2 separate regions of the Mus musculus genome follow, and region 1 is linked to region 2. Evidence: chromatin loops called from intact Hi-C (ENCODE). Cell type or tissue: heart. All regions are shown on one strand. Links, peaks and the distances in the headings refer to the core of each region. The heading gives the core; the rest is flanking DNA.

Region 1 (15,597 bases), core at 4,363-12,362, 190 kb before region 2:
GCTTCTATTTCTACCAGCTAAGAAAGTAAAGCCCAAGAAATCAGCTTTGTGATTTTTTTTTAAAAAGTCTCTCCCTTTACCAGCAAGCTAATGGGGCTGAGAGAGGGTGAAGCTGTTTTATATTGGTCTCAGAGGAGGTAGACGTTGCCTTAAGTTCACTGCTTCAGTAATGAGCTTTCTCTATAGACTTCTCAGCCTTTGTCCACCCACATGTAGTAAAGGGGTCTTGGGATTCCCTTGCTCCGCTGTTAACACACAGGGCTTTGGCATTTATCACCTTGAGTGCCGTTTCTGTACCTTTTTTAAAGGGGTTGGGCTAAAGGGGTTACAACCCACTATGATTCTTGGAGTATCCGCAGTTCCCCATTATTGGCTCTGAATATCTTAAAGTTTTAATCTAATTTTAGTTATGCATACGAATTTCCTTTCTGGACTACAGGCTTTAGCTAAACTAGTTTCCTTCTGACCCCAAAGACAGCAGGCCTTCTCCGTTCCCCACCCCTTTACCAGCCCTCCCAAGGAACACTAAGAACATTCAGCCCTGAATCCTCTGTTGGTGGAGTCTCCACTGCGGAGGAGCCATGCCCACTGCCTTCCCCATCACTGACCTTCAAGGTGGACATATGCCAGCCTCCCTGGGTAGCCACTTCTAACTCTGACATTCATCTCTCCAGACCCTGTGTGAGTTCATTTATATCTCCCTCAGGTCCTACATCTTGAAGTAATGTGCTCCAGGAGTTTATTACCCATTTCTTTTATTTGTTCTAGCTGCTCCTTGATCATCTTCCCCTCCAGCCAGTACTTGGCTGTCGTGAGTCTGTGTTCACCTTCTCGGGGTTATTGATGAGCTAACTGAGTCCCACCCTGTCCTTACCTCATCTCGGAGTTTTCTTAACCTTTATGGCTTGACTTCTCTCAGTCACACTAGCTTGTTCTTTCTCTCTTCCTTCCCCAGTGTCAGGAACATGCATGGGTGCAGTTATTGGGGGTGGTTCGCACCCCTTGCTGAAAACTGGTATGTTTTCTGAGCAGTTGGAGCAAAGTAGTATTTCAAATTCACGTAGTGGGAGCTGGAAATAATTTCAAACACCCATTCTTGATAGAGATGCTGGTCACAGGGTTTGGATTTGTTTATTCTTAAGCATACTGTACACGCCACGTTAAACTTACCTCTTCCCTTTCAGCCAATTTGTACAAACTAGGTTGATGCTAATCAGAACTAACATTCAGTGCACTTTTAAAATGTCCTGGGTTCAGCTTGTGCTGTTTCTTGTAATCCTTTCTGCAACTTCATGGTTTATGAGTGCCAACGTTTGAAGGAGAGGAAATTGGGAAGCAGAGACTAAACAGCTTGATCAGCACGCAGCCAGCCAATCGCAGTGCCTGGATGGAGACCAGAGGAGGCTGATGCTTTCAGCCTTGATGCTGTGAGCACTCAACCCTAGCTCTGGGTGAGACTCACCAGGAAGCTTTGGAAAACGTGAGCCCTTTCTCCTCTGCACACTTATAAAGGGCTGCATCCATCTCTGAGTCTCTGATCCACAGGATTAGCTGAGGTGGGACACGGGGGGGGGGGGGGGTAGGAGGACCTGGAATTGGAGGCTCACCTGGACAACATAGTGAAATCTTGTTTTTTAAAAAAGTAATCTTTTAGTATATGAGTTGTATCATTCTATTTATACTAATTTCCTACTTTTCTTAAGTTCTAGAGTCATCACCCCAGTTTTAGTGTTTGGTTATAAGAGAATTTGTTTGCTACAAAATCTCTCTCTCTGTGTGTGGCAAGGGTGAGCAGCTCAGAGCACAGTGCCACAGTTGGCCTTGAACATGTGTCTCTACTGCCACAGCCTCCTAAGAGCTAGGTTCACAGCACTGTGTCACCATGCCTGGCTCATGTTAGTACACAGTTTCATGTGGCTTTGGACATATACACAATACATAGCTGTCATCACCTCCGTGTCTGAGTCTCTTTCATCGTTCCAAATGAAATTCTACATCGGCTTAACAATAACTCCTCATTTTTCCCTCCCCCACCCGCAACACAGGCATGTTATATTTGCTTGTATGTGGATAGATGTAAGTATATGGGTGCATGTGAAGTCCTGTGTTGGAAATTATCCTTGATAGCTTTTCTATCTGCTCATAAATGAAGGATCTTGGTCAGACCCAGAGCTGACTGAGATGGCTACTCTCAACAGCCAGGTATTCTTGAGGATCCCAGTGTCCACCTTCAGAGGCTACGATTACCCTCATGTTGTCTTTCCTATCAAAGGGATTTAGCGCAGCAAGGACTCACATCACCTTCCCCTTAGAAGGTCTGTCATTTTTGCAGTCAATGCCCTGCTGATCTATCTTCCCTTTGATCATGAGTTCCTTTGTGCCACGCAAGATTAATCTTTGTTTTCTAACAGAGGAGAGCAGCCACAGCCCACCAAGCACTTACGTGGATTCTGGGGATCTGAATTCTGAGCCTCACGCTTTCGTGTGGTAAGTGCTTGCCGTCTCCTCAGCCTCTGCCTTCTTCATCTGTGAGTAGGGTACCACATAGATGCAGCAATGCAGCACTTGCCCTGATGTGTCTGGTTTCTTGCACTTACTCTCATCCCTTAAAAGATCACTCATGATGTAGCATCAATGAGGATGGCCTTCGTTGTTAAGGATGGATGTTACTCCTCCGTGTGTCTATATTATGTTGTGTGTATTTGTTTTTGTTTCCAAGCTCAGATTGGCCTTGGCCTTTCTATGGAGCATAAACTCACAATCTTCCTGCCTCAGTTTCCCAAATGCCACACACTCATTCATCCTTGCATGGACTCTTAATAATGGGGTTTTAGTAGCATACCTTCTGGAAAACACTAAACTTGATATTGCCCTGCTTTCTGTCACTAAGCTATTCCTCTTTCTCATGTTGATTTAAGTGTTTAAATGCCCTTTCCTAGAAAGCTTTATCGAAAGCCTAATGGACAGGTCTAAGTTGATTATGGGTACTGACTCTTCTCTTTTCTCAAGGAACTCCACCAATATCTTCTTTCTCCCTGCACCTTTTGGAGGTCGAAGGTGACTGCACACCCACCAGGGAGCTTCCCTATGGAACCCCGAGGTCTCCCTTTCCAATGACCTTATCCTCAGTTTCTTGTCTGGGACAGCTACTCAGGCATTCACCTGCTTGGATGCACTCCCATCCCCAGTAAGATGATCATCCCTTAACTGCTGGCTGTGTCCTCCCCAGCATAGAGCTGAGCCAATACGAGGGTGGCAAAAATTCTTATTTGATCAAAAGGAAAAAAAGCCTCCCTCCCTCTTCCCCTGCCAAAATTGAGGCTTCTTACTTATATCAGAAATAAGAGCTACATGCATCATTATCAAGATGCCATTCTCTCTTACATCCTCCCCCTCCCACTTCCCAGACCGAGGGCAGAGCTGGCAACAGGCAAACTGCTGGAGAGGCGCAAACTCTCCCAACCCAGCCAGTCTTTTTCTTATGTCTCACTTGGCTCCCACACTCTTCCCTTATAAGTACCATACTGAGTCTCATATTCTTTTCTCTTCTTCTCCATCTTCCTTTGGATGTCTAGGACCTCTGCAAGGTGCTGGCCAGCTCCTGAGGCTGTCACACCTGCCTTGTAACTGTTCCAGTTCCTCTAGTCTGCCACTGTCACCTGTCCCACACTATCAGAGGATTCCTGCAGCCTGGGGTGTTGGAGAAGCCCATCTCCTCTCCATAGCATTCAAAGCTTCTGTTTTTCCTGCCACCCATGATCCAGCAACATCTTCTCTCATCTTCGGGTGTACCCAGTCAATAACACTGCCACGAAAAGCTTCTCCACAGGTTGGGGCCGAGGTCACAGCATTACCATGGACCATTGTCTGCCTCTTGCTTCCTCAGCCTGCCAGCATTATCATGGACCATTGCCTGTTGCTTCCTCAGCCTGAGAAATTGGAACCATGGAACAGCAGAGACAATGGTTCTGAGAATGGAGCTTCTCTGGGCCTCTTAACCACATTGGAGGGGGTGGGTGTAGTCCACCAAACCTGGCAGAAGGCTCTTTCTTGAACCCTGCTGTTTTCTGTTTATGACCTCTAAGTACAAGGTGCACAAACTTTCTTAATGACAATCTTGGATGCTCTTGGTGAGATGTGCCTCTCTGGATGCTCTCCAGTAGCACCCATCCTGTCCTAACCCTGTCCAGCAATACCTGCCCTGTCTAGCCCCGCCCAGCAACAACTGTCCTATTGAACCTTGCCCAGCAACATCCACCCTGTTCTCATTCTGTCTGAGACCTCTGTCCAGGCCTCTTCAACCTGGTCCCAGGAAATCATCACAGATACCAGTCTCTCATTGAAAGTATTCTCTGGGCCCAAATATCCTATGAGGGACCCCGGCCCCTGGCCTGCAGTTGAGTGCTTCTTCTGCTTGTATCCTGGGTGCCAGGAAGTCTAGCAAGGGCCCTAAGTCAGCCATGCTCTTAGCTTGTCTCCTGATCTTCACACCCTTCCCTTGCCTCTGGCTTAGACACAGCCCAAATCCATATTCTATGTCAGAACAGTGGAAGAGAAGGGAGAGAGGAGCCTGAGGAGAGAAATGACACCCAAGGGCAAGGCTGAAACCAACACTATTTATACTGCAATGTATCTTCTATTGCAACCCACTTAAGGTAGCAACACTGCTACTATCTAAGAATAAATCAACTAATGGGGATGAGTTGATATTCAAGCCTCAGCTCTGAAAGAACCGGTCGCATTACTGGGCCTCAGTTTTCCTACTTGCAAAATGGGAACAGTTAATATTTGCATGCGCTAAAGTATTGTCGCCTGCTGCCTTTGCCAAGTCCTTTCCTGTGGGTTGAGGCTGCAGTATTGATCGGGTGGGTTCTACTTTCACGGCACGTACATTCAGATGAAATGTCAGGTGGCGATAGTCAATGGCAGAAACTGAAGCGAGGAATTGACCCATGTAGACATCTGGCAGATGGAGAGCTCTCCAGATGGAAACATCAAACACATCTCTCCTTGGTGAAAGAGCCTTGGGGCTTTGAGGGACAGCACAGAGGGGTGTGGCTGAAAAGAATCTGGGGAGGGAAGGTGTGATGTACATGATGTGGGAAGGAGCCTCATATACCTGGGTCTGGTAAGAATATGGCCATTTATCTAGAAGGATACGGGCTCAACAGGAGGGTTTCCAGCAGATGAATTACAGGATCTGACTTAGAAGGACTTTTGTCTGGAAAGTAGCCCAAGGCAGAAGGATGGAAACAGGTAGAGTAAACATCCAGGGACAGGAGAATGGCTGGAACTGGGGAACTGGCAGAGGAGGTGGGAAAGACCAAGATGAGAGTCTGAAAAGGAAGACACAGCAGGGTTTACCAATGGTTTCCATGTTGGGTGTGGAGTGACTGTGGCTTAGGGGAATTATGAGAGTGGTGGGGTTGGGGGCAGGGGGTACTGGTTGATTGGGTACTTGTGGTGGGATCGACCCAGGGCTCTGCACATGATGGCCAAGTGCTCTACCACTGACCCACATTCCCAACCCTAGGGAAATGGAGTTTTTATATACAACAGTGGAGTTTAAGGGAGGCACTCATTTGATCCTAGGTATCGCTCAGGGTAAGTGTGGGGAGCTCACAAGGTATTCATTCCTGTAATGCAATGGCTCTCAGCCTTTCTATTGCTACGACCCTTTAATACAGTTCCTCATGTTGTGATGACCCCCAACCGAAGCATCATCTTTGCCGCTACTTTATAGCTGTAATTTTGCTACTGTTATCTGTTATGAATCCTAACGTAAAGATCTGATCTAGGGCTCCCAGGGGGTCGAGGTCCACAGGTTGAGAACCACTGCAGTAGCAGGAGACCCAGCAGTTAGTTATATGTATCTGGTTTCCAGAGTGAGGTTAGAGCTGCAGACTCAACACAGCTTGAGTGTCAGCAGCACAGAGATGGCATTTACAGATGCTGATGAGAAAGAGCAGCTGAGGGCTCCAGTGCGCCTGTCCCCTCCACACCCATGCGGAGGTTAAGGAAATAGCAGGCGGAAGATACCTTCATAGACTGTCAAGTGTTGTGCACACTGCAAGAACAAACAGTATGACTCTGACCCGGAGCATAAAATAGAGCAAGACTGAAAGAAGTATGGGTAAATGGAGGGAGAGCATCATGGGATTCTGTGGGCCTGAGAAACCCATTATTGACACTCTCTCATTTTATCCACCAGACACTGCTGAGGTCTAGGAGGATATGAAAAGCTTGTTCCAGGTCATGCAGTTCCTCAGGAGCCTAGCCATCCTGGACCTGAGGCTTGAACTGCCAGTGTGACGCTGTTTCCACCACACAGCACACCTGCTCACGGTTCCTGCTTGGGCTCTCTCGGAATCTCCTAACCAGGGCCAAGTAATTCTTCAAACATAAATCTAATTATATCGCCTTGTGCTTTTTACACATGCTATTTCCTCTGCCTGGAATACTTTGCTTCCTCCCACTTCTGTCTGGCAAATTCCTGCCCCATCTTTCATTCCCGGTTAGAATAGCCCTTTTCAGGAAAGAAGTCCTGAGCTTGTCTGGTAGAGCTGGGCATCGGCCCTCCAAGTGCCCGTGGGGCGCTTGTCCTGGGGTTTCTCTTGAGCTTACTGGGGTTTACCCCCTTCACTGACTGCCTGTGAGGGTCTTCCTGTGACCTCTCCACCTCACATAGTGAGTGACACATTTAGAGGGAAGGAAGGAAGGAAGGAAGATCCCTCATGGTAGTTGAGGACAATAGCCAGGCTGTCATTTAGTGACACTTCAGTTCCTCTGACCTGAGTGTGCTTTTGGTTCACAAAGTGACAGTGACTTCTGAGATGGGCATTTGCTTCCTTGTCATCCCACAACACAACGAGCAGGCAATTCTGGGACCGCGAAACAATTTGGACATTATAAGTGATGGCTTCTTTTTTTGTTTTCAATTTTCTTTCTCCTATCAGTATACAACTGGCTGTTGTTTGCCTTTTGCTGTTAGACAAGATTTGTGCTTGTGCTGAGGCTAGGCACAGGCATTTGCACACACACACACACACACACACACACACACACACACACACACACACTGCCTCTCTTGGGAAAAGCTATACTATACCGGTTTTCAGAGGGAGTCACTCGGAAGGGAGAAAGGGAACAGCCTTGTCCTCTCAGCTTTGCCACCCTTGAACCTGAAAATGTATACTTCTTAATCTCTTGGAACCTCAGCTCTAGATAATTCGGGAATTTCTACATCAAGGGTGAATGCTAAGAACTCTGGTCACCCGCTACGTTCACTGCTCTTTGGCTTGTTTGTTTGCGATAATTTGGTATTAATTACTGTATTTACATTCAGCTTAATTAACAGTGTTCAGATAGGTGGAGGATGGCTCTTCCTAGGAGTAATTATTGCAGAGGTTATTGCAAAGGTCTAAGAAAGTGGCAGGAGCTGCTGCTGCTGCTGGAACCAGCGCTTCGGATTTTGTCCCAAGTACAATAATTCTAAGATTCTCTCCCGGCTAAGTTGGCCAAGCACCAGGGTATGCCTGGAGCAGGTGGTGAGCCAGGCTCAGGAAGAAACTGTCCCCTTTCTTAGTGTCCAGCCTCTGGAGCTCTCTGGTATTGAGAGTCCTTGAGTAATCACTGGTAATCAATACAACACAGTAGGATGCAATTAGGATTAATTAGCTCAGGGTTGCGAGCAGGCTTGCTCCTCAGCCTGTGTCTCTGAGTGTCTCCTTCTTGGCTCCTCCTAAAGATGATGATCACCTTTTCTGTTTCCCCCAGACAAGGGTGTCGCCTTTTCTCTTCCTGCGCCAACCTCCCTCCCCGGCTCATTCATAAGGAGAGGGGAAGCCAGGAAGGGGTGTGGGAAAGGCGGTGGGAAGACGGTGTGAAGGACGGAGGCTTTCCAAGAGACAGTGGTGGCCCGCAGAATCATCCAGAAGGCATTTGCCTATTTTCCCAGCCAGCCAAACAGCCTCCCCTCACTTCGTGCAGCTTATGGAACATTATGGTTTTGGTTTAATCAAACGGTGCTTCTAGGGCTTGGAGAGATGGCTCAGCAGTTCTCTTGCTGTTCTTGCAGAGGACCTCAGTATGATTCCCGGCATCCACACCAGGGGACTCACAACTGCAGATCCAGGGGATCCAATGTCTTCTTCTTGTCTCCACGGGCACCAGAACACACATGGCATACACTCACACAGACACACAAGCCAACATATAGAATGAAAAGAAATCTTTAAAAAAGATGTTTTATATTCCACATCTTTGTATCTTTGCCATGGTAAAAACAATCCTCTAGGGATTGGGAGTGTGGGGGAGGGTTGGGCCAGTGTGTATAGCATGGAAGAGGTCCAGAGATTCTAGAAACTGGCTTCTACTCTCCAGATCTCTTGGTCTGTGTAGCGCATACTGCTTCTTCAGAGCTGACCCCCGGCTTAGATGTGTCTGTGCTCAGACGACGCTTTCTCCCCATCCCCATCTTTGCATCTCTCTTTGGGTCCAGAATAGGTTTTATCTTTGTGAGTTCTTCTTTATGCAGCACATTACGAGCTTCAGCATTTTTCTGTTGCCCTAGAAAGACTATCTCTCTGAGGTCTGGTACTGTTTCCCTTTTCACAGCACCTCATAAAGGGCTTCCTTAGAGCACACCCTTTCTGTTCCACTACCCTGGAGGTACTGGAGGGAAGCATCCCGGGATTCCTACTGCCTGCATCCTGGGACTCCTACCGCCTCCATCACTATCTCCATCCTTCTGCATTTTTCCGAGGTTTCATTTTGTAACACGAAGTGCTTCACCTGGAATCGGTTCTAATTCTCCAAAGCATTCCAGAGAGACTCTTAGCGTTTTTATTCCCCTAAAGCATTATTTGGCGGTTTTCTCTGGTTTTCTCTTAGAAGCACACTTCTCTTGTTTTGATTGTTCAGGTCCTTTGTCTTTCCCACTTTTTCACTTCCTTAGCTCACCTTATTTTATAATTAAAGTACCTCTTCTGTTCAGCAGAGGGCTCCCTTTCCATCCGTGCTTGTAGCCCTAGCATCTAGGATTTGAAGCTTGCGCTCCTCGACTTTCTCTGTCGACACTAGATCACTTAACTTGGAAACAATCCCACCTAGCTTGGTGTGGCTGCGCTAAGGGTCCCTCTGCTGCGGACATTACTCCGTTCCTCTAGGATTGAACATTCTTTGGATACCCTCCCAGTGTTCCTGAAGCCATTTCACTCCCTGGATCCCCTGCTGGTTCTTCATACGAGGTTCGGTAGGGTGCACATCACTAACGTCAATTTACAGCCGAGGAAACTGAGACTTAGAGAGATTCACCCAAGATCTTGTAGCTTGTGAGGTTAACTAGCAACCGGTCAGCTCTGGCTTTTCGGTCCAGCCCAGCAGCTTAGCATCTCGCTGTTGCTGGAGTTGATTACAATCTCCCGGGTTTAGTACGCGGTCCTTTTCTCATTCATATTTCAAATCCACAGGCAGAAAAATGTTTCTACACAGCTAAAGGGGCTGGGGTATTGGGGACCCCAGGGTGTGTGTTGGGGGGAGAGCTTTCTCAGGCTCCAAGTTGGGGTCGGTTTGAGATGGGGATGGCAGAGAACGGTAAGGTAAAACCTAGCAAAAGATGGCAAAGGCTAGAGACCTAGGACAGAGGCAGCTTCTGTCCACCCATCCCCATAGCTCGCAAGCTAGGGGCCGGAGTTCTGCTAGGGGGCGAAATCGGGATGCAGGGCGCCCCCTCGCGCTCTCCCGCTCTCCTCCGGGCTGGCGGGTGAAGCGCCAGCAGTCGCAGGTCCTCTCCATCCCCCTCCTCCTTTTCTCCCCCGCTCCCCTCCTTCTCTCCTCTGGCTTCCAACTCCTCCCCCACGCCTCCCCCCCACCCCACCGCCTGCTCCCTCACTCTCCTCCTCCCGGCTCGCTCCGGCGCGCGGGGTCTGGAGCTAGTTGGAGCGCGGGGGTTGGTGCTGGAGCCCAGCTCCGCCGAGCCCCGCCGGTCGGCCGCGCATCCAGCGGCTGTTGGAGCAGCCGGAGCGCAGCCGGGCCCGACAGGAGTCGGAGACTGCGGCGGAGCGCTGAACCCGTAGTCCGGAGCCTTGCTGTTCGGCCGCCCCATTCCCAGACCGGCCACCAGCCCTCGGGTTCGTCGCTGTGGTCCGCACCGCCCTGAGCCCAGGGCCGCGGGGAGCCCGGCACCTGCGCGTGCTGCCGGGAGGTGAGTCCGGGAGCTTCCGGAGCTTTTTCCCTCGCCAGCTGGGGCTGTGAGTTGCAAACTTCAGCAACTAGGATAGGTAGAGGGGTGGGAGTCCGGGGGCGCTGGTAAGTTGGAGGCACGTTGGGGAGGCTTCAGGGGGCTGGAGCGCGGGTCCCGGGGCTGTCTGGGGCTACCTCGGCTGGGGCGCCACCGGAGCTGCTGCGTTCCTGACACCCGCTCGCTCTGGCTTCTGGCTCCACTGGGCTGCGATCAGCGCGTCTAGGCTGCAGCCGCGGCGGAGACCCAGATCGCGGGCCTGGAGTAGGGGGACTGACCAGGGAAAGGCTGGGGGAGCGAGGGGGCAAAGGAACGGAGACTGGGCCGAGACAGAGGTTCAGCAGAGGGCGGGCGGGGAAACCTGGCAGAGGAAGAGTGCGGGCGGCGAGGCGCGTGGGAACGCGTGGCCGGCCCAGAGTGTGAAATCTCCCGCGCAGGGACGTCCCCCATGCCGCCGCCACCAACCCGGCCCTCGCCTGATTCTTCCTAGACCCCTCCACCCCCTAGGCTACTCCAGCCTTAACTGGGCCCTTCGGAGCCCACAGTGTCCTCTAAGGCCCTGGATGGAGCAGCCCGGGGCCCCTTGCTCCTGCCTCAGCCAGTGAAGCGGGTGCGGCGGCGGGAACCTGGGACTAAAGGGGCGATTTCCTGATTTATTTTTCTCATGGTAATTTGTCTTTGTGATTGGGGCTGCCCATTCACTTTCCGCTCACGTCGTGCGGGAGATCCAGCGCGGAGGGAGGGATGGGGGGGGGGGTTGCGCTTGGGCACAAGGAGGGATGCGAACAGGAAAGGGGATCCGGGGACCCGAGCCGGCGGGAGCGGAGACAGAAGTAGCAGCAGGACCCGCGGAGAAAAAGCGAAGGTGAAGAGGATCGGCAGAACGATGTGGGCTCCGTTGCGGGCCTCAAACTTTAAAGAACCAGACGACCACCTGAAGCGCCGATCTCATCCCTTCTGGTTGCTTTACCGGGGCCCGGTTCTGAGTCGTCTCGCCCCGTTGCGCCAGACATGAGTAGGCGCTGAGTTTGGATCTGGAGCGGTGGCCTCGGGACCTTGCCCCCAGGCCTGCGATCCTCTTCTGGCTTTTGATAATTGGAGAAGAGCCTACAGAGCGCATCTGGTCAGCCCACCTTTAGTGGGCCATGCGCTCTTGGTCAGCCAAATAGGACTGGGGTATTGGAAGTTTGACTGTGTCTAGAACCTACACGATCCTGCCTTCACTGGCCCTAACTCCGATCTCTTTTCTCCACCCTTTTGTAAATTCAATCTCCTTCCACCCGTCTCTGCTCTCCCATTGCCTACCCGCATTCTGTACCGACTTGGACCTCATTCTGCGGTGCTCTGTTCAACCTCCCTACCTACCCACCCCCATCTTTTAGTCCACCCCTTTCCAGTCTTCCTTACCCCCCCTTGTTTTTTTTTCTTGGCATTTACAAGTGGCTTCTTGTCTTTCTGGAGCCCACGACCTTGAGGAAGGGGCAGAGGAGAATTCGAGCTTTAGAGTGGGACCTCACCAGTACGAGGGTGTGTGGGAGGGTGAGAGTAAGAGGCTTGGAAAGAAAACACCCTGTCTCAAATCTAGCTTCTTCCCAGTGCAGGGGAAAGAAGGGTTAAAACCAGAGTACAGTGGTGTGTGTGTGTGTGTGTGTGTGTGTGTGTGTGTGTGTGTGTGTGTGTGTGAGAGAGAGAGAGAGAGAGAGAGAGAGAGAGAGAGAGAGAGAGAGAGATCTGTGAGCAACAAGAACCTTCGACTTTCTGAGCTTTAGAGAGGATCCTCCAGGAGTAAAGGTCACCTGGGCTCTGGCAAATCAAGAAAGGTATGTGTACCAGGTGTGTGTGTGTGTGTGTGTGTCCCCTTCCGTCAGTCCTTTCTGCCTATCACCAGCTATCGCCACCAGTTTAGAAAGGAATGGCAGGCCTCCCATCTCTACCTCTCCACCAACGTGAACCTCAAGCATCTCTAAATCACCTATGCTGTGCAACACACAGTATTAGGTGCTGATAAAAATAATGTTGAGGTTCAGGGCAGAATTCCTGCTCAGTGAGGCTTGGTGCCCAAGCGGTGGGCTTAGGCTTTCCTAAGAGAACATTGGCTTGGTGAGTTTGATGGAACAGGACTGGGGTCCTTCCTCACCAGCTGCCTGTTTACAAAGAGGATCCTGAAGGGTAAGGGCCTGAGAGGGAGAGTTCCCTAATGACAAGGGTCAGACTAGAAAAGGCAGGGAGATTGAGAGGCAGTCTGATTGATTACATCTTTACATTGGGATAGGATGGATCCCGGCTCGAAAGTCCTTTCTTCCATCGATTCTTTGGTTTATGTAGGCTTAGAGTTTTGTTTTGTTTTGTTTTTAGATTTATTTGTTTTACTTTATTTATATGAATGCTTTGTCTTCATGAGTGTATGTGTACCATGTGTGTGCCTGTTGGATCCCTTGGAACTAGGACCGTGGATGGTTGAGAGCCACCATGAGAGTGAATCCAGGTCCTCTGCAAGAGCAACAAGTGTCTCTAACCACTGGGCTGTCTCGCCAGCATATTCTCCTTGACCCTTTGAGACAATAGCCTAGGCTGACCTCAGACTCGACACTCCCCCTGCCTCAGCCTCTTGGGTGTTGGGATTACAGGTATGGATTACCATGACTGGCCTCGTCAGTCAGCTCTTCTCCAGGTTAGAGATGGTAGAGGGCTCCAAGACTGTTGTTGCTGAGGAGATCACAAACTTAGACTCTGCAGAAAGAAAGGCAGGCAACAATGTGATGATCGCGGAGGCAATTAGAATGGATGGGTCTAAGGACAACTGGATGTTGAAAGCCAAACTATCCAGATGAAATGGTCCAAACAAATCAAACTTGTGGCTTTTAATGATCTGACTCACTATATTTACAGGCTAAAAAAAAAAAAAAAAATCGGGCAGTAGTGGCACACGCCTTTAATCCCAGCACTTGGGAGGCAGAGGCAGGTGGATTTCTGAGTTCGAGGCCAGCCTGGTCTACAGAGTGAGTTCCAGGACAGCCAGGGCTATACAGAGAAACCCTGTCTCAAAAAAAAAAAAATTAAGATTCTAAGACATGAGTATATCTGCTCTGGAGGGGCAGGCATGATGCTATTATGTTTCTCTGTACCTCGGGGAGCCACTGGAGTATTCCCCAACCCTGCTCTACATCCATTATGGACCTCAGCTTCCGCTCACCCCAGGGCCAAATACCAGTCTTCTGAGAGATGATTATGCTTAGGTCAGGGGTTCTGAGCTCCATGCACCCGCTGACACAAGGTTCCAGTTATGGAGCTGAAGCTAGAACTCAAGCCCCCTACCCTAATGGAACCTATTGGATGTAAACTAGTTTTATACTTACATAGGGGGAAAAAAATCTATGACTTTCTCTGTCCCCTGCCCACAATATGAAACAAACCTTCAGAAGTCGGATGAGGGAAGACTGGAAGTTCACATTAGTTCTTCAGGAGTCCTAAGGAATATCTAGAGAGCCTCAAGCCCTATGTGTGGTTCCAAAAGAGGGAAGGGGGTCCCCAGAAGAAGCAGGGGAGGGGTGCTAGTCATTTGTAGGAAAGCCATCCTAAGGGAGATGGAGAGATGGCTGTTCTTCCAGAAGACCCACGTTTAATTCCCTGCACTCACATCATAACTCAAAACCAACTATAACCCTAGTTCCAGGGGATCCAACCAATATGCATGCAGGGAAAACACCAATGAACATTAAATACATACATACATACATACATACATGCATACATACATACATACATATATTTTTTTAAAAAGTGAACTTAACAGGGCTGAAGGTTGCTGTGTGGATTGTGTGAACTTGAACTTGGTAAGAAGATGGTATTGGGTCTAGTTGTTCTGATCATTGACCATAACGCTCCTATCCTTTGTGTCGGTTGCCCTTCTATATTGTAGGGGCTCAAATAGATACTATAGTCAGCCAAGCCATTGATTCCACTGAGGTCTGAGGTGATAGAAGATGCAAGATCAGAGTTCCTGATCAGACGTGCACACCTGATCTCATAATACTGCCTCAAAGGACCCCAGGACTAAATTCTAAAACCTGCCAATCATGTCCCAGTAGCCAGAAGTGCCTCATGATCCTCAAAGGTTGACTTAGTGATTGTCTGAGCACACGGTAGAGGAGAGAGAGCAACAGAGGCAATGCATTTGTGTGTTTCCTAATTACTGACCACCTCCTCTGTGCCAGGCACTGTGCTAGGGGCTGTAGACACAGTAGCAAAGAAGACTTGTCTTTGGTCGCCCTTGGGGATGGATGAGTCAGCATTTCCAGGGGAACGCAATTACCAACATTGCCTCCACGTTTGTGATAGGATTTACTGTGTCTGTGTTTTCTTCCCTGTACATTTGTCTAGGTGACCTGACATCTAATGTCAACTTGTCCAAAAGATTTGGGAGTTTAGACTTTGGACTGAGAGGACTAGGATTCTACTTCCTTAGCTGATACCACAAGTCCCCTCCAGTGACTTCAGACTTTTCAATTGTCAAATGTGGCTGAACTCCCTTCTACATGGGCTCTCCTTTTGTAGCTTATATGGGTAACACCTAGAGTTTTGGAGGCATAAGGCTACCCTTTCCAAACCTCCCTCCTCTCAGCTTTGGTTTGGTGACATCTGCTGAGCTGAAGATCTTTGTATGTGTCGTTTCCACATCGGGCAGATGTCCTCCAAGGGTTCTATCTGAGGAAACCTTCCTTCAAGGCAAACCCAGGTATTTGGAGACAACAACTATCTGAAGGGAGTATTGGTTGGTCATTTATACTTCAGTTTGGATGCTAGTGGTCCTGACAATATCCTTTGTCTTACCAGTCACCTCATCAGTGTCTCCATTTCTCTAGGACATGCAGGGTGTATATGTGCACGGTAGTTACTTCTGTAGTAGTTTGCTTTAAATTCATAGCTTTGCATTTGAGTTCAGTCATCACTAGGATGGTCTTACCTTTCTGACAATGCTTAACTAACTTTGTTCTATATGTACGACGAGATCCCAAAGCAAGTGTCTTGGCTAACACGGTTTCCTTGAATCGATGGAGCAGAGCTCTCCTTTTGTAGCTTATATGGGCAACACCTAGGGTTTTGGAGGCATAAGGCTACCCTTTCCAAGCTTCCCTCCTCTCAGCTTTGGTTTGGTGACATCTGCTGAGCTGACGATCTTTGTATGTGTTGTTTCCACATCTGACAGATGTCCTTCAAGGGTTCTGTCTGAGGAAACCTTCCTTCAACCAGCTTGCGTGCTAGAAAGAGGCAGCTAGAGAAACTCCAACTGGAAGCAGAGCTCTTAAAGGAAATGGAGAGAAGGGAGCTGTGTGTTCTGTGGCCCTGCCATGCCCTTC
Region 2 (15,597 bases), core at 4,285-12,284:
GTTTTAATTTTTAAACAAAAATTAAAATCTATAGATGTTATACTTGTAAAAGAAAACAGGATATGTTCTTATAAACACCTCCTACACTGCAATGGATTATGGAAATATTTTAAATTAAGTAATAATGATGAGCTTAAACACATTCAGAGAGGTATGGGCATAGATTCAAATGCAATAATAATAAGAGTACTACTTAATTAAACGTATGAGATGGGATGGGCAATCCATACTTTTTAAAAAAAGAAATTGCCTTAAAATGGATATATTTAAGTTGAAAAATCAAAGACACTCAGAGGCATTTACGTTTAAAAATTAGGAAAAGAAGCAAAGTAACTCCTTCTTATAGGTGAGAACAGAAGAACATGAAGAGGAAAGAATAAATCAACAGGATGTTCAGAAAAGAAACATTCAATAAAAAGCTAGTGGAATTACTCAAGGAAAAGCTATGTGAGAAGACACTGATATTCAGGGCAACTAATATCCTGAGTAACTGGTCCTGGAGGGCCAATAAAATCACCAGAGAGTAGATGACCATGACATACACTTTGCCAGGACACTGAACACGGGACATTGGCTGCTCTTCCAGAGGTCCTGAGTTCAAACTGCAGCAACTACCTGATGGCTCAAAACCATCTGTAATGGGATCTGATGCCCTCTTCTGGTGTGTCTGAAGACAGCTACAGTGTACTCATATACATAAAATAAATCTTTAAAAAGTTGTCCACTGAAATGTTAATGTAGGACTGCTTTAAGAAATCTATTTTTACTTAGTGTGTCCGTGTGTTTGCTATCATGCATATGCACCATATGTATGCAGTGCCAAGGGAGCTGGAAGAACCCTGAAACTAGAATTATAGATGGTTTGGGGCTGCCATGTAGGAGCTGGGAACTGAACCTGAGTCCTCTGGAAGATCAGCAAGTGCTCTTAACTGCTCAGATATCTCTCTAGCCCTAATTTTGTAACTTTTAAAGAAACAGATTCAATAGTTAAAACAATTTTTTTTCACAGAAAAGCAAATGGCTTAAACAGTAAGGTCTACCAAATATTTAGAGAAGAACAGAAGATCAAACCCATATTTTTTTTAAAATCTCTTTTTCTTTTTTGAAATGGGGTTTCTCTATGTAGTTCTGGCTGTCCTGGAACTCAGAGAGATCCACCTGCCTTTGCCTCCCGAGTGCTAGGGTTAGAGGATATACCACCACGCCTGGACCTCAAACTCGAACTCATAATCTTATATGAACTCTTAGAATAAAAGAAAAGATAGAATATGTCTCAAATTGCATCAATACCAGCATAACCTTGATACCAGTGCTAAGGCTGTGGCTCGGTTGGGAGAGCGGTGACCTACACGGCCTGGGTTGATCCCCAGCAGGGCAAAGCCAAGTGCACTTCTAGCCCAGGGGAGGAAGAAGCGGGAGAACCACAAGTCCAACTGACAGATCAGTTCACTGACAGGTTAGTCCACTGACAGGTCAGTCCACTGACAGGTCAGTCCACTGACAGGTTAGTCCACTGACAGATCAGTCCACTGACAGGTCAGTCCACTGACAGGTTAGTCCACTGACAGATCAGTCCACTGACAGATTAGTCCACTGACAGGTCATTCCACTGACAGGTCAGTCCACTGACAGGTCAGTCCACAGACAGGTCAGTCCACTGACAGATCAGTCCACTGACAGGTCAGTCCACTGACAGGTCAGTCCTCTGACAGGTCAGTCCACTGAGAGATCAGTCCACTGACAGGTCAGTCCACTGACAGATCAGTCCACTGACAGGTCAGTCCACTGACAGGTCAGTCCACTGACAGGTCAGTCCACTGACAGGTCAGTCCACTGACAGGTCAGTCCACTGACAGGTTAGTCCAGGGACAAAAGGTAAGGAAGCAGAGATGTACCTTCACTTCGTTTCAATGATTCAATCTTTGGCCGGGCAGTGGTGTCACACGCCTTTAGTCTCAGCACTTGGGAGGCAGAGGCAGGCGGGTATCTGAGTTCGAGGCCAGCCTGGTCTACAGAGCAAGTTCCAGGACAGCCAGGGCTACACAGAGAAACCCTGTCTCAAAAAAACCAAAGCAAAGCAACAACAACAACTGACTTAAACATCATATCAAACAGCTGTATGTTCCGCATGGCTACTGTGCTGCTTCCCTAGAGGATACAAGGATGTACACTCACGAACTAGGAGCAAGCGAGGGTTTTTTCCCTCTATCTTCTGCAATATAGTCTTTGCTAAATCTAACACCTAGACTATTGAAAAATTGGATTCTGTTGATTACTCTTTTCTTGTTTAAAACATGGAGCATAATTTCCAAGGTTTTTGCATGTCTAATAGGACTGTTATATTCTACTTTGATGGGTGGTAAACATAGAAAGTGCACTCTTTAGTTGTCCTCTATGCTTGGTGACACTGCACTGTGGAGGACGACCTGTGTGTGCTTATGGTAGAGAGGAAAAAAGACTTGGACCTGTGTTTGGGAGGGCTCACTGTCACAGTAGCCTGTGGTCTTCAGGGCTTGCTGCAAGCTTTGCTAACGGTGGTTCATACAGAGTAAACCTTTGTCTACAGAAGGGATGATTTTTCATTCTGCACTTAATATTCACGAAACCTGGCTTGACAGCATAGGTCTGTAAGGCCAGATATAGGGAGGCTGAGGCAGGAGGATTGTAAGCTAAAAGCCTACTTGCATTATGACTGAATTCAAAGCCAGAACTGGGCAACTTAGTGAGGCCCTGTTTCAAGGGGGCTGAGATTTCATGACAGTAGTAGAGCCCGTGCCTAGCCTGTGTGAGGCCCTGAAGAGGTTTTGGGGTGCTGTGATCCTGGCTCCATACCACAATTCCACCTCTGTTGTCTTTGCTCTACTTTCAACTCTGTGGCAGGCTACCAACTAAGCCACTTGGAGCTCTAGGTATGCAGGCCATTTTTCAGCCTTCAGGAGCAGGAAGGAATGACCCTATTTAGGGCTACTAGCAAGCCTCCTCCTCATTCCTCTTTTCTATTTTTCTGCAAGAAGGGTGGGCAAGAGACTTGAACAGGCAGTCACAAAATAGGACATTCAAATATCCGCTAACAGTTGAAAAAGAAAGTCCAGATGTCCCTGTGAATGCACACAAGGCTCAGTCATTAGCACATCTATGAGAAGGCTTCAAACACTGCTGTATAGCCACGTGTTCTATTGACGGGCAGCAGGAGAAGCACCAGCTGCCGCTGACAGGACTGTAAGGGATACAGCTGCCTCAGACGGGACTTACACTGCCTGTCAAAGGAGGCATACGGAAAAAGCAGCAGTTCCATTCCAAAACACACAAGCAAAAGGACAGTGCATGAGAATGGTCACACAGCCCCACTGTGACAGCAAAGAGTGGGAGACAACCCAAGGGCTCATTAAAAGCAGATGGCCAGACTGTTCACTCAGAGCAATGGTGGCACAGTGGTATGCTGGGTCTCTATCTGCCTTTCCTACCAGCAAAGAGAATGCAGTACAGGCATCGAGCATGGTGAAAAGGTTTAATCTCATGGGTAATTCTTCCGAGTTTGTATATGTGTGTGTGTGTGTGTGTGTGTGTGTGTGTGTGTGTGTGTGTGTGTATGCGTGTGTGCTTGTGTGTGTGTGTGTGTGTGTATGCGTGTGTGCATGTGTGTGTGCTTGTGTGTACGCACTCGTAAGTGCAGGCTGGAGAACAGTGTGTGGAGACTCAGATCTCTCCTCCTGCGTGGGTTATGAGTATCAAACTCAGATCATCAGGGTTTACCCACGGAGCCATCCTGCTGGCCCATGGTTATGTTTTATAAAAAGGAGGCATCCTAGTTCGGAGACAAGAAAGTACTTAGAATAGCAATATATCAGGTGATGAGTTTGTAATTTATCAAGTATGAAACAAGGATGAAGGATAAAGTTACCCAAACTAAGGCTTTTTCTCTTTTGTCTATCAGTATTAACAGCAGCCAAAGAAATTCGAAACTCAACACTGATGTTAAAAATCAAGTTTTCAACTGTCCCAGAGGAATCTTGTTTAGTTAGGCAACACTTTACCTAATCTTTGAAGCTAAAATCAAAACTTATCACCATTATTTATAAATTAAATGAGCTAAAATACCAACAACATATACAGGTACAAATACTTACTTGACTGACATGCACTGGTGTTAAAATTAAGTCCAGAACTCCAGACCAGCCAGCAAACACACCAAGTGGTATTGCGTATGCTAAAGCAATCATCAAAAACCTCAAATTGCTGCAAAAGAAAAGATTATTACAAATTTAAAATGTAGAATTTAAACTATTTATGAAATACTTAAGTCATTTTGAAACCAGAACACAGAATAAGGAGTGTGTGTCCATTTGTTGATAAACTTGAAATTCTCTAACATTTTATTTTCTTATAAGAATGAATTCTGTGGCACCCAGCCCTAAATGGGATGATTTTATCACAGCCCTGCCCTCAAGGTCAGTAGATGGGAAGATTGTAAGAGCCAGAGTTGGTAGAATCAGGGAACCAGGACAGAGGCACATACAAACTCAGAGACCATGGCAGCATGAGCAAGACCTGCCTGGGTTCAATACACACAAAATCCAGCATCGAGAGGAGAGTGGACACAAAGTCTCACCCCTACCCAAGAAGCTCTTTGTATATATCTGCCGGGAGCAGGAAAATCAGTTTTCTTTAGTGGAATCACAGGGTAATATCAATCACACTCCAGGGCAGGCCCCACGCTCAGAAATAGTTGGCTAACACAAAACGGACCCCACGGTTCTTTTGTTTTGTTTTGTGTTTGGCTTTCTTAAGAGAGAATACGAAGCTGGGTGGGGAGGGACATAGGTAAGAGCCTGAGATGAACTGGAGGAAGGGAAAGATTATGACCAATATATATTATGAAAGTTACAAAGCCCCAGCAAAACAAGAGATTGCATAAGTATCCTTTCACTTATAGCTCTTAAATCCCCAGGGTTTGCTGTGCTATACTAGTAAGTTGTTATATTGCACTTAGGAGGCTGAGGCAGGACAGTTACTTTGAGTTTGGGGCCATGAGTTCCAGAACAGCCTGGGTTACAGATCAAGACCTCATCTTAAAAAAAAAAAATCAAAACTAAACAAAAGAAAACCCATATAGCATCTAGGAATAAACCAGGAAGGCCAGGGACTAATATGAAAGAGAGAGAGACAGGGAGGAAGGGAGAGAATAAGGAAGAGGGGGGAGGGGCGAGAATCTTAAACCTAACTACAAGAACAGAAACAATCTAAATAGATGCACAGTCTTTACACTCTCAGCCTACATGTAAATTCAGTGTAGTCACAACTAAACTCTTACTTGTATTTTTTTTCTAGAAACTTAAGAAATATGAAAAATAAAATTCCTTAAAAAGCTAAGTCACCCTTTAAAAAGCTTGGTGCGGAAACCCTTGTCCTGAGATAGCAAGACTAACTGCTCGGCCAAGGCAGTGACAGTGTAGCACTGGCTCACAACAAAGATGACCACGGAGACGGAGACAGAGAAATCCTACAAACAGTACAATGGCACTGCCAGCCACGTGCCAGGGATGCTTCCAGATGCTGCTCGCCATCTGAGGAAAAACGTCCTCCTACACCGGCTGCCAAAGACATTTACTAAGGTAGGATAAAAATGCACATGTGAAAGACAAAACCAACAAGCAATAACTTTAAAAACTGTGCAAAATGATTAGGCAGACAGGAGACCGGGAGTAGATACTTGAAAGTGTTTAGATCGAAGAGAGATTTATACTTAAAATATGCACACCATTTAAGAACTACCATTAAAAATTGGGCAAAACTGTGGAGAGCAACTTAAGTAGATGAAGTCTAATAAGCCACAAATCATAGGATGAGAGTCTGAACATATTAATTATGAGCTAATATAAATTAAATGAAACATAGCTCACAGCTGTTACAGTGGCAAAATCAGATAATTACAAACTGTTGATAATGTGACGTCCGCTGGGCATCTTTGAGATCAACCTGGTGATGCCAGGCAAGTTGGGTGTAGAGAACCTTATGGCCTAACAATGCACCAGCAGGCACATTCTCCAAAAAGACTCACATCTATGCATGGCATGTGAGGGCATCACCGCGGTTGTGTCTTGGCAGCAATGAACTGGAAGCAGTCCAGGTACACAATGGATAGGGGGATAAAAAGTGACTGGCTAACCCTGAGGGCCATTTGTTTACTGAGCAGTGGGGAGACAACTTGAGAAGAAAAAGAGAGCTCTCCACATATCAAGGACTACCCTCACCAGCGAAATCACGTAAAACAAAGACAAAAGAGAGACCTAGGGCTGTGGCTCAGTGCCAGAGTACTGGCGTAGTGAGCACAGGCCCTGCCTCAATCCTCAGGGCCACTGACAACCAAATGCAGTGACAATTTTGGTTTCTTTAAAACCCCAGTTATGCTATGTGGGTTGAGGGGAATTGAACCTGGGTCCTCTGGAAAAGCAGCCACTGATCCATCTCTCTAGCCCCAAGTGTTTGCATGCTGCCTGCTGCCTCATGAGTTCCTTTAATAGTTCCTTGGACCAGGACCTAGACTGGGGGCTCACCTTGCATTTGGCCTGAATCCCTGGTGTGGGAGATGAGGCTGTTTCAGTTTGTCCACAGCCACTACCCATGACTGCCTTGTGCTCTAGGAGGGGCATGACCTTTGTCAGCTGCACACAGTTTACTTCTGGGGACTCTGGAGAGGTATAAATGGGGCCCCGAGAGGGCTGGGAGGGCCTCCGGCAAGGCTGCTGCTCCCCTCGCTGCTCCTGGTTGCTGCTGTTGGGGTTTGACGAGAAGATGGAGATATCCTGACTACAAAGATTGGACCGGCTCCAAGGAACCCAATGACCCTAATCAGCAGGAAGAAGCCTGGAGAGATCTATGACCTTTCCCCTCTAACCTTTCTCTCCTACCTAGCTGTTGGGGGTTAGAAGAGATTAGGATGGAATAAGGATTGGAAGGGAAGTGCAGGTATAAGAACCAAATCAAAAATAGCCACCCAAAATAGCCACCAACCAACCAATTAAACCTAAAGCTAAAGGGAAGCCCACCTCAGTGCAAAGGTTTGACTAAAAAGTCACAAGGAACACAAAGGACAGAGTCCTGTCTAACCACAGAGTGCGACATCTACAGACCTGACCTGGAAGTAAGTTTCCAGTGAGAGCCAGCTGAAGAACAAGGAGACTGACAGATATAAGAATTCAAGCCAAGCCGGGTGTGGTGGCGCACGCCTTTAATCCCAGCACTTGGGAGGCAGAGGCAGGTGGATTTTTGAGTTCGAGGCCAGCCTGGTCTACAGAGTGAGTTCCAGGACAGCCAGGGCTATACAGAGAAACCACCCTGTTTCAAAAAACCAGAAAACATTTTAAGTATTAATCTACATGGAATATGGATAGAGCAAAAATTAATGCCATCTTGTTATAGTGTGAGTTTTCAACATATATTTGTTAGAGAATTAAATAATTAGTATTTTAATTAATATTGGCATGGAGTACTTACAATTTGATTAATGCTGAAAAATAAACAGTTTGAATTATCCTTGAACATTAAGAATCAGGGGTGGGAGAGCTGAAAGCACCTCCCAGCCAGCAAGGCGGACAGCCTGAGTTTGATCCCTGGAACCCAGGTAAAGGTGGAGGAGAGAACTGTCTTTATTGTCCTCTGACCTCCATGCGTGTGCCACCCCCGTGACAGATAACCCCCACCCCCACACCCCCCCACAGAGAGAATGCAGCCACAGCTATGGCCACTGCCACACAATGCCCCTGAGTCTACTCACTCACCTTAGTAACCTACAAAAGCTCCGCCGGTAACTCAGCCGCTGGCTCGCAGCAGCGACACTGGGAGGAAGAGGAGGCCGGGGCGGAAAATAAGCTAGCGTGGCAGAGAATATTAGGCAGACAACTCCAAATTCTGAAAGAAAAATGAAGGTGAAGTGCTACTTATGACACAAGGGTCAATACTTATTTTTTAAATACCTAGCTCAACAAAGACAAGCAAAATTTGATGCCTCCACCAGCCCAGAGCAGAGGCTGGGCGTGTGTGCCCTTAAATTCCTCAGGCCACCAGTAGGAGGCGCGCTATGAACAAAGATGCACAGAGGTGCCTGGTTTGTGCCAGATCGCCAAAGGTTGAGAGATGAACAGTTACTCCACGGGAAAGCCCATCCAAACCCTGTAGGAGAGATTCTAAAGCAGCCTCAGAGGACTCTTCAGAAAGAAGGAATGTGGGAAGGGACCAGAAAGGATAGGGTTTTGTCTGATGGAGACGACTTCTGATTGAACTCACACTGCACAGGAAAGTTAAACGAGATAAGGAAGCAACTAAAACTAAGAAACGAAGAGACTGAGAGTGTAAACGTGTAATGTAAATGAAAATGTTCTCCTTTCTCCCTGATTTCAGTTTTACTCCGTCCACACCAAACCCTGAAATGCGAGTGTAGGGCTTGACTCAAAATAACAAGGGACTTGCCGGGCGTGGTGGCGCACGCCTTTAATCCCAGCACTCAGGAGGCAGGGGCAGGCGGATATCTGAGTTCAAAGCCAGCCTGGTCTACAGAGTGAGATCCAGGTCAGCCAAGCTACACAGAGAAACCCTGTCTCAAAACAAAACAAAAACAAAAACAAAGTAACAAGGGAGTAGATGCAAGAAACTAAGGTGATAAAGATGAGGGATTAGATTATGCTGAATTTTGCTTTAACTCACTTGCTAAATATTAAGACTCCCCATGTATACTTGTCTCTGCCTAGGCACTGGAATTTAGAAAGGTCAGTATGATTAATAGACTAACATATGGAGAACAATGAAGAATAAACTACAGGTGATTGGGGTGAATAAGGTGCAAGAATGTGACCAATAATGGGAGAAAGCAGGCTGAACACTACCAACTGATGCTTGACAAATGTTTAGTTAAGCATGACATTTAGACACCATGTCTAGAGAAATCCCAAGAATATATGCTACAGAGTACTTTATTGCAAGTGGAGTTAAAATGTAAAATTAACCAAGACTTTTCCATGTAGCAAGTATACATATTACATTTAGTGCTGTCCTAGGAAGGGTTGTTTCAAACAGGCATATCCATAAGATATAATGAAAGTGCATTCGAGTGCGAGTATCTGTCAGTCCTCAGGGGTCTCTGGTGATGTGATCTGGCACAGCAGAACTAGAGAGCAGAGACTGGAATAGAAACCAAAGAATACAAGAAGAAGAAAAAAAAATCTTCAAAGCACCTGCATACAACACGGTCTCGATTCGGTCTTTAATATGAGCCCTGCTACTCTCCGCAGCGAGAAGGGGTGCCGTCCCGTTGGGAGCTGGAACAACCAGGGGCCCGACGAGAAACGCACACGCTCCACCGAGGTAACTCAGCATTGATGCGATTGCTGTGGCAGTGGCTCGCTCGTCAGCAGAGAACCACGTCGTAGAGAGGAATGGCGCCGCATTCATGACAGTCGGACCTGCCAGTCCGTTCAGTATCTGTCCCCCATGGATTAGCCTGGAATTGGAAACGTTGGAAGTCTGTGAGACATTTGAAGCAAGCATTTTCTAAATGAAAAGGATATTAACCAAACAGCAGTTTAACTACAACAAGATATATATGCATACACATAAAGAATTTGACATTCTGAAAAGGTGAGCTGACCGACTTTCTAAATGACACGCTTTCTCTGGAGGGAGACCAAGGACACTCAGTTCACCATTTACTCACTGTGCCAATACCAAACTAAGAACTCGCTATAACTTTGGTGTGGTGGTCTGAATACCAATGGCGACCATGGCTCATAGATTTGAATGCATTAGTTACCAGGGAGTGGCACTATTAGGAGGTGTGGCCTTGCTGAAAGAAATGTATCATAGGGGTGAGCTTTGGGGTTTGAAATGCTCAAGCCAGGCCCAGTGTCTCTCTCTGCCTGCTGCCTGTAGATCTGGATGTAGAATTCTCAGCTCCTCTCCAGCATCATGTCTGTATACATACTGCCATGTCTCCCACCATGATGACAATGGACTAAACCTCTGAAACTGTAAAGCCAGCTCATAATAATCAAAAGCTTTCCTCTGTAAATGTTGCCACAGTCATGGTGCCTCCTCATAGCCATAGAACTTGGTTCATTTGTCCTATTCTTGTTTCAGTTTGCTGAAATATGTGAGCCTCGGCTCAGAAGAAACTTGCCAGGGTGCTAACAAAGGAAATTGAAAATTAGATTCAAAACACATTGTTTTTTCCTAGTACTCTGCAGCTCATTAACAGGTGCTAGAAAACAATACAGCTGAGCTCAGTATCTCATACCTGTTGCATGTCAGATAATAGGATTATATACACAAAACAATAATTAAGACACTTCTAATGTCAGACAGAAAGTCTCTGGGCTGGTTCAGTCACTTTGGCTGGGGACCAGCCCAGGGACAGGAATGCACCCTAGGCCATGCAAAAGAGACAGTGAGGATCGCTGGTTCTTTAATGAGATGCTGTACTTTCACCTGCCCCCCCCCCCGAATTTTGGCCCCCACCCCACACATTAGCTCACAAGGCTGCACCATGTACAGTGGTAAGTCTGCCTGCTTCTCTGAATTATTCAAAAAGGTAGGGTGACTTTCTTCTTTCCTTCTTTTCATCTCTTTTCTAAGCACGCTTCCCCCAACAATCTGGGCTCCCTTACTCTTTTCTAAAGCATCCCTCCCATGGTGTAGCTCTTGTCCACCCTGTGTGTGACCACTGTGCCAGCAAGAGAGGCCACGCTTTCCCTCCTCCCCTCCAAGCAGCCGCCAAGGTGTTATGGCTAGCCGGTTCCAGGCTTTACACGCTAATTCACGGCTCCATTTCAGTCTGTACTTAAAATCTTTTATCGTTGAGACTAAGAACCCTGATTTCCCTGTATCACTATCTGCTCAGGTGAGCACTGTGACCAGATGTCTGAATGGCCCTGGACATCGAGACTCCACTGCTTCTATAGAACAAGAAGGTAAGTTAAGACTGTGTATCTCCTGAGCATGTGCAAGGCTGGCTGAGCTCCTGGAACCTCTGGCTCACAAGACCTCTTTCTGGAGTGTGCAGGGACTGGACCAGGGCCCCACACTGAGGCCCCCAGTCCTAGCGCTCTGCTTCCGGCTTCAGGTACAAGGTCAGTGGAGGTCACACTTGCTTCCATTCCACCGCGCTCCTGTCCATTTTCCTAATCTGATACCTAGCATGCTTACCTCTCTGACCAAACCCTTTCCCCTTCGCCCTCCGACTCAACACACACTCACACATAGCCATGCGCAATCCTGAAGGAAAAAGCCAGAAGTCTAGGCAAGAAAGAGAGCCAGGTGTCTGTTCCCTACCTGTGCTTCTTAAGCATCATGCATATCTCTCTCTCTCTCTCTCTCTCTCTCTCTCTCTCTCTCTCTCTCTCTCTCTCTCTCTCTCTCTCTCTCTCTCGCATCTTATTTCCCGAAAGCAGAAAGAAGGAATAATGAGGCTGGAGGCAGGGGCCCAGGCAGAAGCTAAGTGAATAAGAAGTGAACTGTGCAAGGCAGGCCTACTTGTCTCTCCATGGATGTTACATAGGTTACTTGAAGGGAAAATATCTCCAAATGCCATTGATACTGCCAGGTTCAAAAATGAAAAAAAAAAAAAAGATCTCTTGTGTAAGAGAAATAATTTTCTGAGTGAAAGAAGTGAATTCCAAAGGTTTATGTGACCAAATAGTTCCCCCAAAGCCAGCAGATCCCAAGATGCCCACAGCAATGCTATCACACGATGTCTTTTTCACTATAGACCTGTGTAAGCATAATCAGTATGCAACTAAACTGTTTAGAACTCTCAAGTCATTCAAACGCATACATGAGATCAATTCCATTTGTGACCTTTTTTTGAAATTTTAATTTAGCAATGGAAAAAAGCAAAGTGAGAGCCAACCAGACGGCTCAGCAGGTTGAGGTGCTCCCTGCCGAGCCTGAGGGCCAGAGTCTGATCCTTGGGAACCCCAGAGCAAAAGGAGACAATGGCCTACCCCCACCTCTGTGGCCCTGCTGTGACACACATACTGTCTCCACCACGCTCACCATTAATGCTGTTACAGAAGATGTTGAGGGTGCAAAGGTCACCAGGACATCACTGTCACAGTATGGTGGCTGAGGGCAGGACAGAAGCTAAGCTGTGCTAGTTTATGGCCAAGGAGTGGTCTTAGGTAACTCAAGGTGTGTAATGTGGGAGTCTGTTCACTAGGCCTGTGCAGGTCTGTCTGCTGCGGCTCTGTTGCGCTTTCTCACAGGGCTTCCAGAGAGTTCTGTGTCCCCAACCTCAGCTCAACTGCTTTCGCTCCTTTCCTCCCAGCTGCTCTTCTCCTTCTCACTTGGCTTCTGCGAGCCCTGTTTATCCCTCCCCTGGGTTTCCATAGTGAGCAGCAGGGAGAGTAAGACACTGTGGCCCCTCCCACACCCACAGCCTGGGATGCAGGGACAGAACTGTGCACTCCCAGGGCCTGTGCACATAAGAGGTCTGTTGAGTCCTTAACTGTTCTGGGCATCTGTGGCCCCCAATGCCCTGCGCAGAAAACAAGCCCTGAGGGCCACATGGATGGCACCCATGCACAGCTGCAATCCTCATTCTATTCAATAGTCTTTCGATTCTCAAAGAAATGCCCCTGGCTCAGTTCTGCGTCTTCTGAGCACTCGACATCTCAGTTGCACAGTACCCTGGTTTCCTATCCTTATGCTTTCCGGCGTCGTGGAACAAACACCTACGATTCCCAAGTGACTCCCACTCACAATAACATGTGTAATCATGTAAAGTTTTGTAACTAAAACTTCAGACCTACTCCCTAAAGAAGTTAATAACACATTGAAAAGTACCATTTATAATTTTATACCTTCCCTTTCTCTAGAAAGCACTGCGTGGAGTCTCAGTCACATAACTAATGGCTAAGATGGAAATCAGAAGACTAGAAATCAGAATGCCAAGTGGCGCCAATACCCACGGGCCCCTCTGTTCACATACAGGCCTCACCCTGAAGGGTCTCTATTTACAAATAAGGACAATAAAGTCAGTGGCTGTTACAGTGCACCCAGACCGGGAGAGTGAAGGTGCACAGCACCTGGGACATTTTCCTCCTGAGCACAGCTCGTTGACTTTACCAGCCCCCAGGGTATGACCTGCACTGTCGAAGCCAGAGACTGACTGACTTTTAAAAACAGCACAAACTTCCTTGGGGTAAGCTAGTGCTCTTTACTTAAATTCTTTTTTTTGTTTGTTTGTTTTTTTATTTTGTTTTGTTTTTTGAGACAGGGTTTCTCTGGGGTACCCCTGGCTGTCCTGGAACTTGTTCTGTTAGATCAGGCTGGTCTTGAGATCAGCCTGCCACTCACTGCTGTCCATGTGCTGAGATCAAAGGTATGTGCCACCACTACCTAGCCTCAAATTCTATTTTTAAATATGAAATAATTTAGAATTAAAAAAATTACTTCTCTTAGACTTTAGTAACTTGCTCTCAGCTCCCAGCCTTCTGCCATCCAGCATAAACTCACTGATACTGAAAGTGGTTAGTCTAGAAACAGTCTGCCTTCTTCACAGCCCAAGAGAGGTTCTGAAGTAACTCCAGGAAAGAGGAAGTCAGGCAAGAAGAGACCTTAGGAAGTCCCCAGTTTGGACACTCGGTTAGAGCTTCTATTTTTAAATGAAAACTTAGTGTACTTTCCAATATTTAAACAATTTTGGCCAATTATGTCAATGTTCAAGGCAGCTGCAGCAGACACTGGAGGGAACAGAAAGCCTTGGCCTTAAAGGATTGTTAATAGTAGCTTCTAAAATACCAATTTATAGAAAGGACAGGGACATCGTGAAAAGCCCACTGAGTTACACACAAGAAAGCTCAGCCTCTGGGCCCCTTCTGCTCTGCTAACTGTAAAACTTCCATATCGATTCCCAAAGTGGTTGGACTAGTTCTTACTCCACCAGCAGTGTGGAATGTCCTCACTTACATCCGTGTGTGGGGTCCCCTCTGTTTGTGTCTAGGGCAGGACTGGATGTCACTTCTATTCTGACTAAGGTGAGATGGAATATTGATCAAGTTTTAAATCTGCATTTCTCTGATGCCAATGATAGCGAACGCTTTTTTTTTCACATTTACTAGCTATTTGTATTTCACTGTTTGAGAACTGTCTGCTCATTTCATTGGCTCATTAACTGACTGAGTCGTTTGTTTGTTGGCATTTGGTTTAGGAATTCCTACATGAACCCTCAGTCATGTCTCATTCCGTAGGCTGTCTCTTCACTTACTCATGTCTTTTAGTTACATGAAATCCCATTTGTCAACCGTCGGCTGTATTTTATAAGCAGGCAGAGTTTTACATAAAGCCCTTGCCTATGCTGCTATCTTCCCTCCTGTCAACACACAGCCTCGTTACAGCCGGGGCGGACCCACAGGGTATACCACCCCACAGCCACGGCACAGGCAGCATTTTATTCCATCCATACTGTGTGCTCCTCCAGGGATGACGGAATGGTCGCAGGTTTGGATCACACGGACACTACTGTGCCCACCTCCCTCGTCAGTCAAAAGTCTTTGCTTTACATTGTGCGGTAGAAACTTGAGGGCTCTTTGGAAAGTTGTTTGGATGGTGTTTTGCTGGGGCAAGCATGTGAAAGAACATTTTGTTTAAGTGAACAGAGGTGTGAAAGGCTAAGGCAGACTTGTGGAGGTAGGAAAGTTTCACTGAAGCAGGCACAGGAGAGAGGATGCTCTTAGGCCTACGCAAGCACTTGAAAGGACACGTGATGAAGGATTCTTCGCTAACGACAGGCACGTATTGGTCCACCTTACAGTGTGTAGTTGAGCTGCATTTGTCAAGACCCCACAGACAGGAACATATTTAAAAAACATCTGGGAGTGTGCTGCAGTTTGTTGCCGTTTCAAAGGACTCGGGCAGATTGGATGAACCTGCTGAGCCAAAGCACGTGGAGGACACGTGATATTTGGAGAGTATAAATAGGACTCAATGAAATGATAGACAGCTTGCTTGCTGGTACAGTAGCTGTGCAATGCTGTTGAGTCTCCAGCCTTCGCTGCTCTTCACTTCCCTGAGGCACAGCTGAGAACTTCTCCTGCTGTTCCTGTTGGTCCCTCCTACTGACTCAAGCCAAGGCTGAGGCCAGGCTGTCTTTGCTAGGTGTTGTTGCCACGGTTGCTGACCCAACTCTACCAAACTGGATTGCTGGTGAACTGTGATGTGTTTTCAAGTGAATCAAGCTGCCGCTGCCTGCTAACCTGCTCATTTCCAGACAACACAGACGGGAGTTGCTCCAAAGAACTTTTCTAAGCAGGTCCACTTCCACCCCCCCATATCCTTTCTTTTTCACTATCTCTGGTGGGTGGTGGGCTAACCAGGAGGTTGAAGTGTTTAAGAGCTATCATTAACAATACGGTGTGAAAAAATTAAAGTTACAACAACGAGTTTCTTTTTGGTACTGTTGCTCTTTCTCTTGGTAAATTGGGATTTTTCATTGTGTGTGGAGAGATGGATACATGTGTGTAGTGAATGTGGTAGGAGGATACGTGTGTGTGTGTGTGTGTGTGTTGCATGTGGTAGGAGGATATATGTGTGTGTTACATGTGGTAGGAG

The links. Peaks named below come from ENCODE experiments on the same cell type or tissue, not always from the same donor. Only the 100,000 strongest peaks of a DNase experiment are listed, where the experiment ranks them.
Region 1: a loop joins it to region 2, with 3 times the contacts of the local background. A loop is called at or near these places in 2 of 42 quality-filtered maps.

What each region holds. Positions count from the first base shown.
Region 1 is chr16:35,531,399-35,546,995 of GRCm38, forward strand. Sema5b (sema domain, seven thrombospondin repeats (type 1 and type 1-like), transmembrane domain (TM) and short cytoplasmic domain, (semaphorin) 5B) reads left to right here and starts at 9,964. Exons shown (of 22, transcript NM_013661.2): 1 at 9,964-10,204. In heart, for the core only: CTCF peaks have their summits at 9,006 (motif pointing right) and 9,729; no DNase peak of the experiment used is centred there; H3K4me3 peaks cover 2,974 bases; H3K27ac peaks cover 1,420 bases; H3K27me3 peaks cover 7,101 bases.
Region 2 is chr16:35,726,159-35,741,755 of GRCm38, forward strand. It overlaps Slc49a4 (solute carrier family 49 member 4), which reads right to left. Exons shown (of 9, transcript NM_153550.4): 3 at 9,228-9,493; 4 at 7,779-7,908; 5 at 4,128-4,236. Among named protein-coding and RNA genes, the nearest start is that of Gm25967, 12 kb to the left of the region's middle. In heart, for the core only: a CTCF peak has its summit at 8,059 (motif pointing right); DNase peaks (open chromatin) are centred at 6,123 and 8,093; H3K27ac peaks cover 192 bases; H3K27me3 peaks cover 384 bases.